2 separate regions of the Homo sapiens genome follow, and region 2 is linked to region 1. Evidence: chromatin loops called from intact Hi-C (ENCODE). Cell type or tissue: PC-3. All regions are shown on one strand.

The links. Hi-C counts contacts between places; a loop is a spot of excess contacts. Peaks named below come from ENCODE experiments on the same cell type or tissue, not always from the same donor. Only the 100,000 strongest peaks of a DNase experiment are listed, where the experiment ranks them.
Region 2: it touches region 1 in a loop (2.0-fold over the local background); 2 of 110 quality-filtered maps call a loop at or near these places.

The regions. Positions count from the first base shown.
Region 1 is chr3:10,189,149-10,197,148 of GRCh38, forward strand. The region is part of intron 2 of IRAK2 (interleukin 1 receptor associated kinase 2); the gene reads left to right. Among named protein-coding and RNA genes, the nearest start is that of IRAK2, 28 kb to the left of the region's middle. RefSeq lists enhancers at 455-534, 3,034-3,343, 7,577-7,871. In PC-3, a CTCF peak has its summit at 3,892 (motif pointing left); DNase peaks (open chromatin) are centred at 2,973, 3,993 and 7,703; H3K4me3 peaks cover 450 bases; H3K27ac peaks cover 6,946 bases.
Region 2 is chr3:9,973,227-9,981,226 of GRCh38, forward strand. It overlaps EMC3 (ER membrane protein complex subunit 3), which reads right to left. Exons shown (of 8, transcript NM_001394674.1): 2 at 4,163-4,220; 3 at 3,731-3,824; 4 at 1,158-1,262; 5 at 402-483. Among named protein-coding and RNA genes, the nearest start is that of EMC3, 9.6 kb to the right of the region's middle. RefSeq lists an enhancer at 3,203-4,402. In PC-3, no CTCF peak of the experiment used is centred here; DNase peaks (open chromatin) are centred at 3,165 and 3,955; H3K4me3 peaks cover 1,242 bases; H3K27ac peaks cover 2,295 bases.

The sequences.
Region 1 (8,000 bases):
GAGGGCAGGTAGGAGAGTGCAAGATGAGAGGATTTGATCTCATCAGGGGAAGTTTCTCTGAGGCAGTGAAACTTGAGCCTCCTCCGTAAGGAATAGTGGACCAAGAAGTGAAGGACGACACACACATATCTAGCCGGGGGGAGCAGCATGTACAAAGGCCTGGGGGTGGGCTGAGGCTGGGGACAGGGCAGGGTCAGGCCACCCAGTGCCATGCAGGCTACCGCCAAGAGTTTGCTTTCACCGGAGAGTGAAGGGAAGACGTTGGAGGGCTTCCACCTGGGAGTATCCCCTGTTTTGGCCACTATATGGACTGGGGGGCTGGGCCTGTGAGGTTCCAGATGTCAACTGAGTAGGACAGGAAGACACTTCAGGAATCCGAAGGGATTTGGGAAGTGACCAAGGTTTTCTCTTCCCATCTGTTGCTACTATCTACCTGAAGTCTTGAGTTTCACAATTTTCATGCAGTTTCTTCTTGGTTGTGCAACTCTTGACAGTTTCTAACTTTGGGTTTGGCATCTCGGCCAGAGTCATTTCCTTCCTGGAGCTGGGCTCTCATTGAGTGGAAAATTTGGGGCTGCTATGTAAAATGAAACAGAAGAGAATGAACCCTTCCTCTCCGGAAGGGGCCGGGCTGTGCCAGGTCCAGACAGGGCTTGTGTGTCTGCTCTCTTGGAAGGCTGCCCTGCCTCCGCCCCTTTCCAGCTGCTAGGGCACAACAGAACATGCCTACATCCAGACCCTGCCCACTGCAGACTTGCCACTGGAGGCGACACTGTTTTGGGCCAAAACCACAGGCCAGGGGTCAGAGCACCTGGGTTCTAGTAATAGCTTGTGTTTAGCACCTGATATGTGCCAGGTAAGCATCTTTTCTCACAACTCTTATTATCCCTATTTTATAGAAGAGGAAACTGAGGCTCAGAGATTAAGTAATTTCCCAAGGCCACATAGCCCATAGTGATGAGGCCAACATGGGAATTCAGGTCTGCCTGACCTTACCCGCTTCTTGGTAGGTTACTAGATTGCATCATCACTTGCCCCATCTGGAAAATGGGTAAAGACATTGCCCTATCTACTTTTCTTGTAGACTGGGAAGGTTCAAAGCATACGAGATGGTGAGGTTTTCTTTGTTTCTTTTTTTTTTTTTTTTTGTGAGACAGAGTCTCACTCTGTTGTCCAGGCTGAAGTGCAGTGGCATGAGCTTGGCTCACTGCAACCTCTGCCTCGTGGACTCAAGCAATTATCCTGCCTCAGCCTCCCGAGTAGCTGGGACTACTGGCGCCCACCACCACGCCCAGCTAGAGGTTTTCTTAAAGTTAATTGCTGAGTGGCTAAGGACAGGTCACTTGACCTTTTCCTTCCATGCATTCATTATTCCATTGGAAAAAAGCAAGGCTTTAATCACTGTTGGTCTCTTGAGAGTGGTGTTAGAATGAACAGAGTGTGGAATGCCTCTAAGCCAGTCCCCAGTGTTTCAGAGAGGAAGGGTAAGAGCTAGGGTGAAGTGAACCATCCTTTATTGAACTCCTGCTAGATGCTTAGCTCTTACAACTAGTCTCCTCCAGTTGCAAGTTTTGGACACATACTCAGATGATGCATTAGCCAGGATAGGCTTGGTTATGCTGCGGTATCAGATAAACCTTGAAATCTAGTTCCTCAACGCAACAAATATTGATTTCCCACTCACCTGAAGTCCAGTAAGGGTCATGCAGCCTCCTGCATTCTTGTAGCCAGCTAAGTCATCTAGAACATGTGGCTTCCAAAGTCACTGTGGCTGGGGAAGAGAGGGTTGGAAGAGGCTCACTAGCTGTTAAGTGCTTCGTCCAGGAAGTGATAGATAGCATCTTCACTTAAAATCCACTGGCTAGGCCGGGCGCGGTGGCTCAAGCCTGTAATCCCAGCACTTTGGGAGGCCGAGGCCGGCGGATCACAAGGTCAGGAGATCGAGACCATCCTGGCTAACATGGTGATACCCCGTCTCTACTAAAAATAAAAAAAAATTAGCTGGGCGTGGTGGCGGGTGCCTGTAGTCCCAGCTACTCAAGAGGCTGAGGCAGGAGAATTGCTTGAACCCGGGAGGCGGAGCTTGCAGTGAGCCGAGATCGCGCCACTGCACTCCAGCCTGGGCAACAGAGCGAGAATCTGTCTCAAAAAAAAAAAAATCCACTGGCTAGAACCAGTCGTGACGCCCAGCCTAATTGCTAAGGAGGCAGGAGTATGAGACAGAGCAGATGGTTATTTGGTAAGTACTCTCTCAGCTACAGGTTACCTCAGTTCCAGGGCGCTTACAGTAAGGTTCTGCCTAACTGTGGCCTACAAGGCCCTGCATGGTCTACCTTTGCCCGGCTCTTCAACCTCACCTCTACCACTTTCCCCCTCAGTCATTCCCCTCAGCCACTACGGTCATCCTTCACTTGCGGGGATATGCCAAGTGTTTGCTGCCTAAGGACCTTTGCACACGTGTTCCCTCTCCTTGGAATGCTGTCTCTCCCCAGCTTCCCTACATTCTTCCATGCTAGTCCTTTTCATCCTCTGGGTGTCTGCATATGTGGCCCCTTCTCATGGCAGCTTTTCCTGGCCAGCCTATGGAAGTAGGTCCATCAGGCACCCCTCCCTCGAGTTTGTTTTCAGCATAGAGCACCTCCCAGTTTATAATTAGATGTCTTTTATTTAACTAGCTTAATGTCAGTATTACGGCAGTTTTGATAAAGGATTCCCCATTCCCTAACACAAAATGAATGAATGAATGAATGAGAAAGAATGAGTCATTTCAGCAGCAGGTGGAGTACAAGTTCAGTGGAGAACCAGGGATCGCACAATTAGGAAGGCAGGCTGTGCTCTCAGGTTTGCCTCATTTCAGGTCTAGCTTGAGTTGGGAGTGTGTGTGTGTGTGTGTGTGTGTGTGTGTGTGTGTGTTGTGTGTTGTGTGTGACTGTGTATGGCCTGGAGGGCCAAACCCAGGGATTAGGAGGGAAAGGAAAAGAGAGGGCGCGGAAAGCTGTGTTTGTCCCTGATAGAGCCAGCTGGCACGAGGGTGCTTTAGTTATAGCTGAATCACTTTTGTTTGTTCTGGAAGGGATCTATTCTGGCCACATGAGTCAGCCTAAGAACAAATTACTGTGTAGTTTGACGGGCGTGAAGGGTTGGGGGGAATTTCCAGAGTGTGCTCACCCAGGAAAGACCTTGTTGCCAGCTCTGAGTCCCCTCTGCTCCAACAGCTCCTGGATTTGCCACCGTGTGAAATGTTCTCAGGCAGCTAGTGTGACGGCCCAGGCCCCGTCAGCCAAAGGCCCAGCACCCATAAACATCCTTTAGTCCTTTCTCCTGAAGGAACTGGGCCATAAACAAGCACATAATAAATAAATCTGCATTCTAGGCTTCGCTTTCTTCAGATATAAGACAACTACCTTATACTTGGTAGCAATTATCCCCCAGAGCTGTTACCTGAATTAAATAGGCCACAGATATGGGCAAGAACTTAGGAAAAAAAGCCTGACCTAGAGTTAGAGTGGTCATTATAATAACAGTAGTAGGAGGCCAAGGCGGACGGATCACCTGAGGTCAGGAGTTCGAGACCAGCCTGGCCAATATGGCAAAACCCCGTCTCTACTAAAAATACAAAAATTAGCCGGGCGTGATGGTGTCTGCCTGTAATCCCAGCTACTCGGGAGGGTGAGGTAGGACAATCGCTTGAACCCAGGAGGCAGAAGTTGTAATGAGCAGAGATCGTGCCACTGTACTCCAGCCTGGGCAACAGAGCGAGACTATAGCAAATGATGGTAGCTTAGATCTGCTGGGTGTTAATTTTTTTATCCTCATGGCTGGTCTCGGGTCGGGGGTCCACTTCCACATCTCATTTGTCGGATGAGGAAGCCAAGGCTTAGGAGGATCCCCCTGCTGGTGAGCCTGACTGCAGGACACACTCCAGACTGCGGGAGTTCATTTGCCTTCCGTGGCATCAGTGATTCATGCTCATTAGGAAGAGCACAGGCATTCCGAAAACAAATCAGAGAGAAAAAGAAATCATGCCTGGCAACCAGCTCTGGTGAACCATGACAGGGGCACAGAGAAGCGCTTCTGCCCCTCCCCCATTTCCTCCTTGTATCTGGGACTCAGCCCTCATCACTGTGGGTTCTCAGCCTCAGCAAGGCAGCTTTCACGGATATCCAGATTCCAGGCTGGGTGCAGTGGCTCACACCTGTAATCCCAGAACTTTGGGAGGCCAAGGCAGGTAGATTGCTTGAGCCCAGGAGTTTGAGATCAGCTTGCGCAATATGGCAAAACCCTGTCTCTACCAAAAAAAAACAAAAACAAAAACAAAAACAAAATTAGCCTGGCGTGGTGGCGTGCTCCTGTGGTCTCAGCTACTTGGGAGGCTGAGGTGGGAGGATTGCTTGAACTTGGGAGGTAGAGGCTGCAGTGAGCTATGGTTGCACCAGTGCACTCTAGCCTGGGTCACAGAGCAAGACTCTGCCTCAAAAACAAAAACAAAAAATCCAGACTCTGTCTGAGAACTGCCGTGTCAACCTTCTGGTGCCTGTGGCCACCTAAGCTATAGATTAGCTGTTCCTTCCGTCACCTGCGTCCCCTTCCTATCCCTGGGGGTCCCAGCAGGGAGAACCCTGGGCTGCCCACCTCCAGTGTGTGACTGAGGCTGGCTGCCAATGGCGTGGGCACAGGCCCCCACCTCCCCTGCTGCTGGGCTCCTATGTTACTTTGCTCTCATGGCCACTGTACCTCTCGGGACTGTGCACCAAGTTGCTGCCCACCTAGAATCGGTTTCCATTAGAGTGTTTAAAATGTTAAAAATAGCCTTCCACCCTAAATGCTTCCTTCGGAGGCCCGAGTTGGGAATCAGAGGTTCTTTTCTATCTGCACCTTTCTGGCAGAACTGAAGGAGGGTGGCTGTTTGCACAGTGTTGTGGGCCCCTGCCCTGGGCCAGCCACTTCACATTTGTCATCATGGAGCCCTGGGACGGCCCTGGGAGGTGTGGGGTTATTATTCTGATTCCACAGGAGAGGCGCATGAAGCTCAGAGGGTTAGGAGGTCTGTGCCTGGGCGTGAAGCTGGAATCGCAGAGCTTGGGTCTGGCTCAAGCCAGAGCCGACGCTTCCCCACGCTTACTCTTGTGATCCTAGTTCTACTCTTTGATCACAGTCTGTGTTTTTGGATCTCATGATCCTGCAGAATCAACTTTATGTGTGGAATTCTCTTGAGAATTTAATCCTGGGAGGAAAGAGTGCTGTCTTGGAAGCCTGAGGCTGCCCCTGTCTATCTGTGATAAGAAGTCCGTGAGCAGCTCACTCCTGAGCCTTGGCCTTGGCAGATAGGAAGCTCAGTGCGAGAGTTAAAGCTTGTCACAGCCCTTTCTTGTAGGCATTTGGCCTCCTTTGCCTCATCCTGCCTTTGGTGTTCTATTTTTATTTCACTAGCTCTCTGGTGTGCCAGCCTGAATGAGTGGGCGTTGCGTCTTTCTAGCTAGCAGGGAGCAGGTTTGGAGGGATGAGGACAGAGGCCATTTTCTCCATCTTCATGTTTGGACAGTGGGACAGGCATGCATGGGCCTGCCTGTCCACCCAGCTCAGACCATGCCGGCAGCTCCAGGGTGGAGATGAGGGCGGTTCATGTTTATACGCACCATTTATTGCTTGCATTTTAAAGACATCTAAAAACTCAAAGCTTGAGAAGATGGGGGTTTCACAGGAAACCAGAACTTCTTGTTGGGGCTGACATGGGGCTCTGTTGGCTTACATCCGTGGCTGGTGTGACCTGGTGCCTCTTGTGTGGGAGGGTGGATGTTAGCCCCAAGTGTGCTGACAGGTCTGGTCACAGGTAGCCCTGCCGACACCGCCCCTCCCCATCTGTTCCTCACTCCTGCTCACTTCCAAATGCCCTGTGGTGCCAGGTGGGGCCACCGCATGTCACTGCAGAAGGAACAAGAAAAAGAAAGAGAAAAGCTGGACTCTCTTTAGGATGAAAACATAATGACATTTTTTATCTTCCCCACGGGTGGAGCCCACAGAGGTCGGCCACAAATGGGTTGGTGGCCTTGATGTTCCTGCCAAATGTGTTTTGACAGAGAGGCAAAGATTTGTGCTGAACAAAACATTACCCTGAATAGGACACTGGACTGGGAGCAGTGGCTCAGGCCTGTAATCCCAGCACTTTGGGAGGACAAGGTGGGAGGATCACTGGGGCCTAGGAGTTTGAGCCCAGGCTGGGCAACATAGTGAGATGCTGTCTCTACACAAAATTAAAAATTAGCTGGGCGTGGTGTTGCCTGTAATCCCAGCGGCATGGGAGGCTAAGAGAGGAGGATAGCTTGAGCTCAGGAGTTTGAGGCTGCAGTGAGCTGTGATCACACCACTGCATAGCCTGGGTGACAGAGCAACACCCTGTCTCAAAAAAAAAAAAAAGGAACAGGACACTGAAGTTAAGTAAGGCTGTAAGTATCACCCTCATCCCCGTTTTACTGTGATGAGAACAATGAGGCTCAGCCAGGCAGGCCTCCGACAAGGAGAAGGTGCCTCATTTGCTGGGATCATGGGCGGTTCTGGGTGTAGGTGAGACCTTTAGGGAGCATTTTATACTGTTGCGGGCCTGGCCTCTGCAGGAGGTCACTGTTGGGAAGTGACTTCAGCGAGCCCAGCCGGCCCTGAGCCAGGGGAGCCACTGCTGCCCTTTTGACACAGATGTCACAAGGATGACAAGCCTTTCCAGGAGCATAAGCCCCACTTGAGGCAGTTTGAGGAGGGAGGGTGGAGGGAGAGAGGCAGTCTCTCCCTGCCAGAGAGGGGAGGCTGGGAAAGATGAGGACTGGGAGTGGCGGGGGGTAGCCTTCCAAGGGAGCACAGGCAGAGCTTTCACTTCTGTGCACCCTGGGAGCGACAGCTCTGTTCCAGACCCGTGCTTGAATCAGCACTCACCCCGACATTGTTCATTGTCATTCTGTACAAGGGACTGGTTTTCTGTTGTTGTTGTTTTTTGAGACAGAGTCTTGCTCTATTGCCCAGGCTGGAGTGCAGTGGCACAATCTTAGCACACTGCAGCCTCCGCCTCCCAGGTTCAAGCGATTCTCCTGCTTCAGCCTCCTGAGTAGCTGGGACTACAGGTGTGCACCACCACGCCTGGCTAATTTTTGTATTTTTAGTAGAGACGGGGTTTCGCCATGTTGGCCAGGCTGGTCCAGAACTCCTGACCACAGGTGATCTGCCCTCCTTGGCCTCCCAAAGTGCTGGGATTATAGGTGTGAACCACTGTGCCCGGCCTAGGGACTGTTTATTCTCCTCCTGGGCCTGTGGAAGGCAGTGGGATGCCATGAGGCAGACAGTGATCCTGTGATTCCTGCAGGCAAGGCCCTTGTTGGAGAGAAACTGGCTTCTAGACTCCGAGTTTCAGCCACAAAGGCCTTGGCCTGATGGCAATCAGGATGGGGGGGTGTGGCCTATAGAACCACTGAAGTGCCCGTGGAGCCCAGGTTGGGAGAGAAGTGCATGTTCTCTGGGTGCCCTTACGTCAGTGGTTCTGGGAGGAGACCCCGCCTTCCTGCCTCAGTGCTGCCTGCCTCCCTGTTTCCCTTGGGCAGGTCTTGTTCCCCGCTGAGCCTCAGCTTCCTGACTTGAGATCTCCAGGGTTGTGGGGAGGGTGCTTGAATTGAACGTATCAATACACAACGTGGACATTCGTTGGTGAAAAACAGAAGTGAGGTGGATCTGAATCTCATGAAGGGCTGATTCATCGTCTGCTCACTGGAGCCAGAGGGGTCCCCAGGGCAAACGCTACTCACACTAGCTTGGAAGACTCAGTTCTCGTCATTACTTTAGCTAGCTTGCTAACTGATTTTTTTTAAAAGAAGTATACTTTACTGTGTAAATAATGCATAATGATTTTGTTGAAAAATTCTATGATATGAATAAATCACAAAGAAAAAAACCCCACAATATAAAACAGGCCAGGCGCGGTGGCTCATGTCTGTAATCCCAGCACTTTGGGAGGCCGAGGC
Region 2 (8,000 bases), 220 kb before region 1:
CTCTGTCGCCCAGGCTGGAGTGCAGTGGCGCAATCTCAGCTCACTGCAAGCTCCGCCTCCTGGGTTCATGCAATTCTCCTGCCTCAGCCTCCCGAGAAGCTGGGACTACAGGCGCCCGCCACCACGCCTGGCTAAGTTTTTGTATTTTTAGTACAGACGGGGTTTCACAGTGTTAGCCAGAATGGTCTCGATCTCCTGATCTCATCATCTGCCCACCTCGGCCTCCCAAAGTGCTGGGATTACAGTCGTGAGCCACTGCGCCCGGCCTGTTTTCGTTTTCTTGAGACAGGGTCTTACTCTGTTGCCCAGGCTGGTCTCAAACTCATGGGCTCAAGTGATCCTCCCGCCTTGGCTTCCCAAAGTGTGGTTTGTGTTTTTATTAAACAAAAGAAAGTTCTTACCAGGATGCATCTAATGTGAGTAGCTCGATTCCTTGCTGTAACATAGGCTTAAAACGGAGGGTCAGTGGAAATGGGACCTTGGCTGCAGAGAAGAAAAAGTTCACAATCACTCTGAGCTGTTTTATTTTTAGAATAAGTGTGACTCTTTCTCAGAGGAGGTGGGAACTCTGTGCCACATAGCTTTTGGAAAACGACTTCCACAAGGAAATCTGTGGCAATTTCTGAAGAAAAGACAGTCAAAATGCCACTCTGCTCTAGTTTCCCTGAATAATATCTGCCTCTAGCTTACTGAGGAAGCAGGGACTCAAACTGAGCTGTGACCTGAAATTTGGAAAAAACTTGCAGCAAACTGTCAAACTCTAAGTGGAATATATAAGCATAGAATTATGTTAATAAGAAACCAAATTGATTAAAAGCGAATCAACTTACAAACAAACAGAAAACTCACCCTAACATCTAGCAAATGAAGTCAAAATAGAAATACGCTTCCCTTTATCCTGCTCAACGAGAATACCGTATTAGTTTTGGAAGTAAGCTAGCAAGTCACTTGCTTGAATCTAATCTGGCTAAAAAGCATCCACGTCATGAACTTAGGATCATTTTTGGGCAAAAGCCGTAAAAGTCATCACATATTAAATTTTTTGTTCAAGGACTATTATCAGTTTACAAAAGAAAACACAGGACCTGTGATATTAGTGTCTCACTAGCACTTGAATTTCTCTGGGTAACATGAAGTCGGCTGGGTCTGTAACTTACTTGTGACAAAGCCTGAGAATGTCATGTTGATCCATCCACCAATAAGAATCATAGGGAGGACATTTGTTACATTCCCTTTCATCATGTCTGTCAACATAGTAGGATCTAAGACAAAAGCACAAACAAGAAACCACTAAGTTTTACCTCTGTTGCCAGGGACTTTCTCCTGATTTTCTGTAAACTGTTTTTTTTTGAGACGGAGTCCCGCTCTGTCGCCCAGGCTGGAGTGCAGTGGTGCGATCTCAGCTCACTGCAAGCTCCGCCTCCCAGGTTCACACCATTCTCCTGCCTCAGCCTCCCGAGTAGATGGGACTACAGGTGCCTGCCACCACGCCTGGCTAATTTTTTGTATTTTTAGTAGAGACGGGGTTTCACCGTGTCAGCCAGGATGGTCTTGATCTCCTGAACTCGTGATCCGCCTGCTTCGGCCTCCCAAAGTGCTGGGATTACAGGCGGGAGCCACCGCACCCAGCGTTTTTTTTTTTTTTTTTTTTTGAGATGGAGTCTCACTCTATCGCCCAGGCTGGAGTGCAGTGGCATGATCTCAGCTCACTGCAACCTCCGCCTCCCAGGTTCAAGTGATTCTCTTGCCTCAGCCTCCTAAGTAGCTGGGATTACAGGCACACACTACAATGCCCAGCTAATTTTTGTATTTTCAGTAGAGACGGGGTTTCACCATGTCGGCCAGGCTGGTCTTGAACTCGTGACTGACCTCAAGTGATCTGCCTGCCTCGGTCTCCCAAAGTGCTGGGATTACAGGCGTCAGCCACCGTACCCAGTCTCAATATTTTTAATGTCTGCATAGGATTCCATGGTGTGGTCACACCAATCACTTTTGAGTAGACCTATCGATTGTTTCCATTGTTTTTGCCAATAAACGATAAATGATGCTGCCGACAATTATCTTGCACATACATCTGCATGTTTATGTGTTTCCGTAAGAGAATTTCTTAGAATTTCTAGGTCCAAGGATTTGTACATTTAAAATTGATAGATATTGTCAGACTGTCAGCAAGGCCCCACCTCTTGCCACTCCCGCCAATGGTGAGGGAGCCTAACTTCCTCGACCTTGACAATAGTGGATCCTGACAATCTTTTCAATCTTTTGACAGCTTACTGGGCTAAAAAAAAAAAAAAGAGATATCTTGGCCAGGCACGGTGGCTCACACCTGTAATCCCAGCACTTTGGGAGGCCAAGGCGGGCGGATCACGAGGTCAGGAGATGGAGACCATCCTGGCTAACACAATGAAACCCCGTCTCTATTAAAAATACAAAAAATTAGCCGGGCATGGTGGCAGGTGCCTGTAATCTCAGCTACTCTGGAGGCTGAGGCAGGAGAATCGCGTGAACCCGGGAGGCGGAGCCTGCAGTGAGCCGAGATCGCACCACTGCACTCCAGCCTGGGTGAGAGAGCGAGACTCCTTTCTGAAGAAAAAAAAAAAAAAAAAAAAAGATATCTTGTTTTAATTGATATTCCATGGATTATTAGTGAGGTCAAGTAACTTTTCATATATTTAATGGTCTTTTGTTTCTTGTAAATTTTCTTAAAAATTTGTTAAAAAATTAACTCCATACAACCTTAGTCACTCTCAAAAAAAATTAATTATAATACCTTCCGTATGGGTTTAAAATAGCTGGTTATCTCACCTAAAGAAGTGAATAGTACTAAAATGAGAGGAGTCAACACAGAACAACAAATTACTTTGTTTTACTTTTAGTTATTTTTATTTTTATTTTTCGGAGATGGAGTCTTGCTCTGTCGCCCAGGCTGGAGTGCAGTGACGTGACCTCAGCTCACTGCAACCTCCACCTCCCAGGTTCAAGCAATTTCCTGCCTCAGCCTCCGGGGTAGCTGGGACTACAGGCACCCACCACCACGCTAGGCTAATTTTTGTATTTTTAGTAGAGACGGGGTTTCATCATGTAAACCAGGCTGGTTTGAACTCCTGACCTCAGGCAATCAATCCACCTGACTCAGCCTCCCAAAATGCAAGGATTATAGGCGTGAGCCACCACACCTGGCCTGTTTTACTTTTAACATGCTATATTTTTCACATGACTGGTATCAGTGGAAGTAGAAAATGTTAGAGCCAAAACTGTAGGGTAGACCAAACAATCACGTCTAACAACAAAGTCAACAAAATGGCACATCTTGGAAGTACTGCACTCTTCCTCATTTAGGCAGAAGCTGGGCAGCCATCTATTGGAAGGGGATCCAGGCACTGGGTGACAGCCAGGCTGGAATGCTTTACCAACTGTGCTCCCTAGAATCCTGGGTCCTGAGAACAGCAATAAGGAGAGACCCAGGGACAATAGCTCTGGCCTCCCCACTCCATCAGCTGAGAACTATTTTTTTTAATCCACTTTATACATTGGGGTTCTCAGAAAATCTAACTGAAAAAGAGAATTCCACTTCCATAGATCCCTGTATCAGATGATTTCTAAGGTCTAAGATTACTATCTTTTGCAATTTAACATTTAAATAAAATGACACCCTCCCTGCCTACCCCACCCCACTCAAATACCCATGTTAAAAATCTTCCTTAAAGATGAGTGAAGGGAACAAACATACCAGTCATAGGAGAAGGTGGCACTACCTTCCGTTTAGTTTTTTTGAAAAATCCATCCTCTGGGTTGTTGAAATAATATTTTCGTGTCAAGAAAGACTAGTAAAAAAAAAAAAAAGTGTTTTAAGTCTAAGAACTATGACACAGCAAACTGTTAAATTACTCCCCAGTGGCTTAGTCAGAAGGCCTTTAGGATATGCTGTTCCGCTCAGAGCTGTCAGCCTACTTGGCAGGCGACCTGACACTTTAGCTGAGTCACATTTAAAAACAATTTCCTAAGAAGGGTGAGGTCACCATGAGAGCAAACACCACCAGGCCACAGCTTAATTACTAAGTTGCCAACCTTTAGCTTTCCCCAGAGCCCCCTTATAAAACATTCAGATATCTACTGCCCAACAGTGAATCGTGGAGCTTTTTAATAAAAGATAAATGAGTACCTGTTTGGGAATGTATTTTCCATTTTCCCTGAGGACTCTGCTTCGAATTAGGACTTGACTGAAAAATACAACCAACACAATGAGATTTTAAAAAGTGAAACACTAGAAGAAAATGGGAGAGTCAAGTAGAAGACCTATTTAAACACAAGAGAGGGCCTATTTGGCAACAGCTCTGTGTGGAAACTTCCCAAAATACAAGTATCTTTAAAACCAACGTAAACTTATTTAACCTAACTACTAGGTTTTCAGAAAAGTATTTTTCAAAAGTGACTGTGTTTCTGAACACATAAATATTTCAGAGTTAGGTACATTTGGGACATTACACTCAGCTTTTTCTTATTTGATAATAAGCTAGGAAGACACTTTCTCTGAGTGAAAAGAATAGTTGAACACTGCTCAGGAGATCTGGGGTCAGGAGAAAGGGAGAAGAGTGAGGATAAAAGAAGGAATTTCTTATTACCTACAGAGAAATGAGAACAGGCCTTGAGAGGGTTGCTATCTGATGGACAAATAGAAAATCTACCCAGAAGTCAGACTGTTAGAAAGCTCTCAGTAAACATTTATTGAATAAATAAATGAAATTACTAGGTGATCTTAAATCAACTATTAGAGCCATAGTTGATCAATAAATATCATGCTAGGCCAGGTGCAGTGGCTCACGCCTCTAATCCCAGCAATTTGGAAGGCAAAGGCAGGTGGATCACTTAAGCCCAGGAGTCTGAGACTAGCCTGGGCAACATAGCAAGACCCTGTCTCTAAAAAAAAAAAAAAAAAAAAAAAAAAAAAAAAAAAAAAAAATTAGCCAGGCTGGTGGCACGTGCCTGTAGTCCCAGCTACTCAGGAGGCTGCAGTAGAAGGATCACCTGAGCCCAAGAGGCAGAGGTTGCAATGAGCTGAGATGGCGCCACTGCTCTCCAGCCTGGGCAACAGTTAAGACCCTGTCTCTAACAACAAAAAAAGAATACAGTGTTATGCAACAAATGGGTGTTGCTAAGATGCAAATGACAAAACAGAGATCAAAATATTAATTTTTTTCTAGGTACTCAAAAGTTCATTAAAGGAGGAAAAGAGGAAAAGGCCCTTAAAGTAATGGAAATAGTCTTGAAACGTGAAAAAAAATTATGAACAGAAATGAACATAGTAAAACCTGTGCTTGGTAGGGGCCAGGCGCAGTGGCTCACATCTGTAATCCCAGCACTTTGGGAGGCCGAGGTGGGCGGATCACGAGGTCAGGAGTTTGAGACCAGCCTTGCCAACATGATGAAACCCTGTCTCTACTAAAAATATAAAAATTAGCCGGGTGTGGTGGCCTGTGCCTGTAATCCCAGCTACTCAGGAGGCTGAGGTAGGAGAATCACTTGAACCAGGAAGGTAGGGGGTTGCAGTGAGCCGAGACGACGCCATTGCACTCCAGCCTGGGGTGGGACTCCATCTCAAAAAAACAACAACAACAAAAAACAAACAAACAAACAAAAAAACTGTGCTTGGCTTCCTGTCTCTACTCAATACAAACCACTTGTTTTAAACAGTCAGTACCCCGGGGTTTCCCCTGTCACACTACACATATTCTAGTTTCTCCACATGCTGGGAATGTTCCAGTGCCCTTTCCTTTCCGAGTTCTACTCCATCATGCCTTAACATCTTCAAGTCTCAGCATCTCCACGAAGCTTTTCCCAATGCCTGGAGCCCTCGTGGAATTCTCTCTGCTTCCTCCTCCTGAGCTCATTATGCTATACAGTTCTCTACTTTATCTACAGGGCGCAACATGTAATACATTCTGCTCCCTGGATGCTAGTCTAAAGATACTCAAAGTGTGGTGAATGCTAGTCTGTGATAAGCACAGACACTGAGAGTAAGGATTTAGAGACTTTTATAATAATTTGACATTGTCACAACATCCAGATACATGATCAAAATATTTTACAAAAGTATTAGCCTATAAGAGATTAGAAATTTAAAAAACAAAAAACCCCAAAACTGGTCCTTCACCATTGACAGTATAAGAAGCACTGGGTCTAGAGTAATGGGTAAAAACTTAAGCTCTGGAGTTGAACACATGGGTTCAATCCCACCTCTGCCACTTATTAGCCATGTGATCTTGAGCAAGTCACTTAAATTCCCTAAGTCTCTATTCATATTCTGTACAAGGGTAGATTTATTCTTTCATTGAACAAATATTTCTTGAACTTCTAAGTGCCAGGTGACATGAAGAACGGTGATCAAAATACAAATATCTTACGATGGTCAAAGTCTAGTGAGGGGGAAAGACATTAACCAAATAACCAGAGGAATAAATGTGAAATTCAATTATCATGTCCTAGAGAGAGATGGATGGTATTGCAAGAGTGCATAACCAGGAGGTGATGGAGTCTGGAAAGTCAAGGTCTGAGAGTTTGCTGAGGATGTAGGATTAAGCTGGACTCTTCAGGATGAGTGAGGATTACCTTGGCAAAGTGCTGGTGTAAACAAAATGGGCAAAAGCCTCGTAGAAGTAAACACTCTGCCTCTGAGGACCTGAGAAAAGGCCACATGACTGGAAAAAGGAGAACTATAGAAAATGTGATGAAAACAAGACTTGAGAGGTGTGCAAGAGCCAGACTATACAAAATCATGTGGTCTCACTGTATTTTTTTTTTTTTTTTTGAGATGGAATCTCACTCTGTCTCCCAGGCTGAACTGCAATGGCGCAATCCCAGCTCAGTGCAACCTCTGCCTCACGAGTTCAAGCAATTCTCCCGCCTCAGCCTTCAGAGTAGCTGGGGTTACAGGCGCGCACCACCATGCCCAGCTAATTTTTGTATTTTTAGTAGAGATGGGGTTTCACCATGTTGGCCAGGCTGGTCTCGAATTCCTGACATCAGATGATCCGCCTGCCTCAGCCTCTCAAAGTGCTGGGATTACAGGCATGAAAAACCATGCCCAGCCAGGTCCCACTGTATTTTGATCACTGTCTTAAGAGCAAAAGGAAACTAATGAAGGATTTTTTTTTTTTTTTGAGACAGGGTCTTACTCTGTTGTCCAGGCTGGAGTGCAGTGGTACAATCTTGGCTCATGGCAACCTTGACCTCTGGAGCTCAAGTGATCCTCCCATCTTAGTCTCCCGAGTAGCTAGGACTACAGGCACACACCATGACACCTGGCAAACTTTTGTGTTTTGTTTTTTTTGTTTTTTTTTTTTTTGTAGAGACAGGGTCTCACTATGCTGCCCAGGCTGGTCTCTAACTCCTGGACTCTAGTGATCCACTTGCCTCAGCCTCCCAAAGTGCTGGGATTACAGGCGTGAGCCACCACACCCAGCCAAGTGGAGAATTTTAGGCTGAGTTCTTCACATATATGATCTTATATGACTGTACCTGGCACATCCTAAGCACTAGATTAATAGTATCTGTTATTTTTTCCTTTGCATATTTTATTACTTGAACAGAAACTCTGAGAGCAGGGTCGTGACCTTGTCTTACACTGTACCCCACAGCATGCAGCAGAGTGCAAGGCACATGATAGGCCATCAAAAGGCCATTGTTCACAGCCAGGCGTGGTGGCTCTCGCCTGTAATCTCAATACTTTGGGAGGCTGAGGTGGGAGGATTGCTTGAGCCCTGGAGCCCTGGAGTTCAAGAACAGCCTAGTCAACATAATGAGACCACTGTCTCCACAAAAAAATTTAAACATTAGCCAGGTGCAGTGGCGTGTGCCTGTAGTCCCAGCTACTCGGGAGGCTGTGGGAGGATCACTTGAGCCCGGGAGATCGAGGCTGAAGTGAGCCATGATCGCACCACTGCGATCGCAGCCTCAATCACTGCAGCCTCAACCTCTTTAGTCCAGCCTGGGTGACAAAGCAA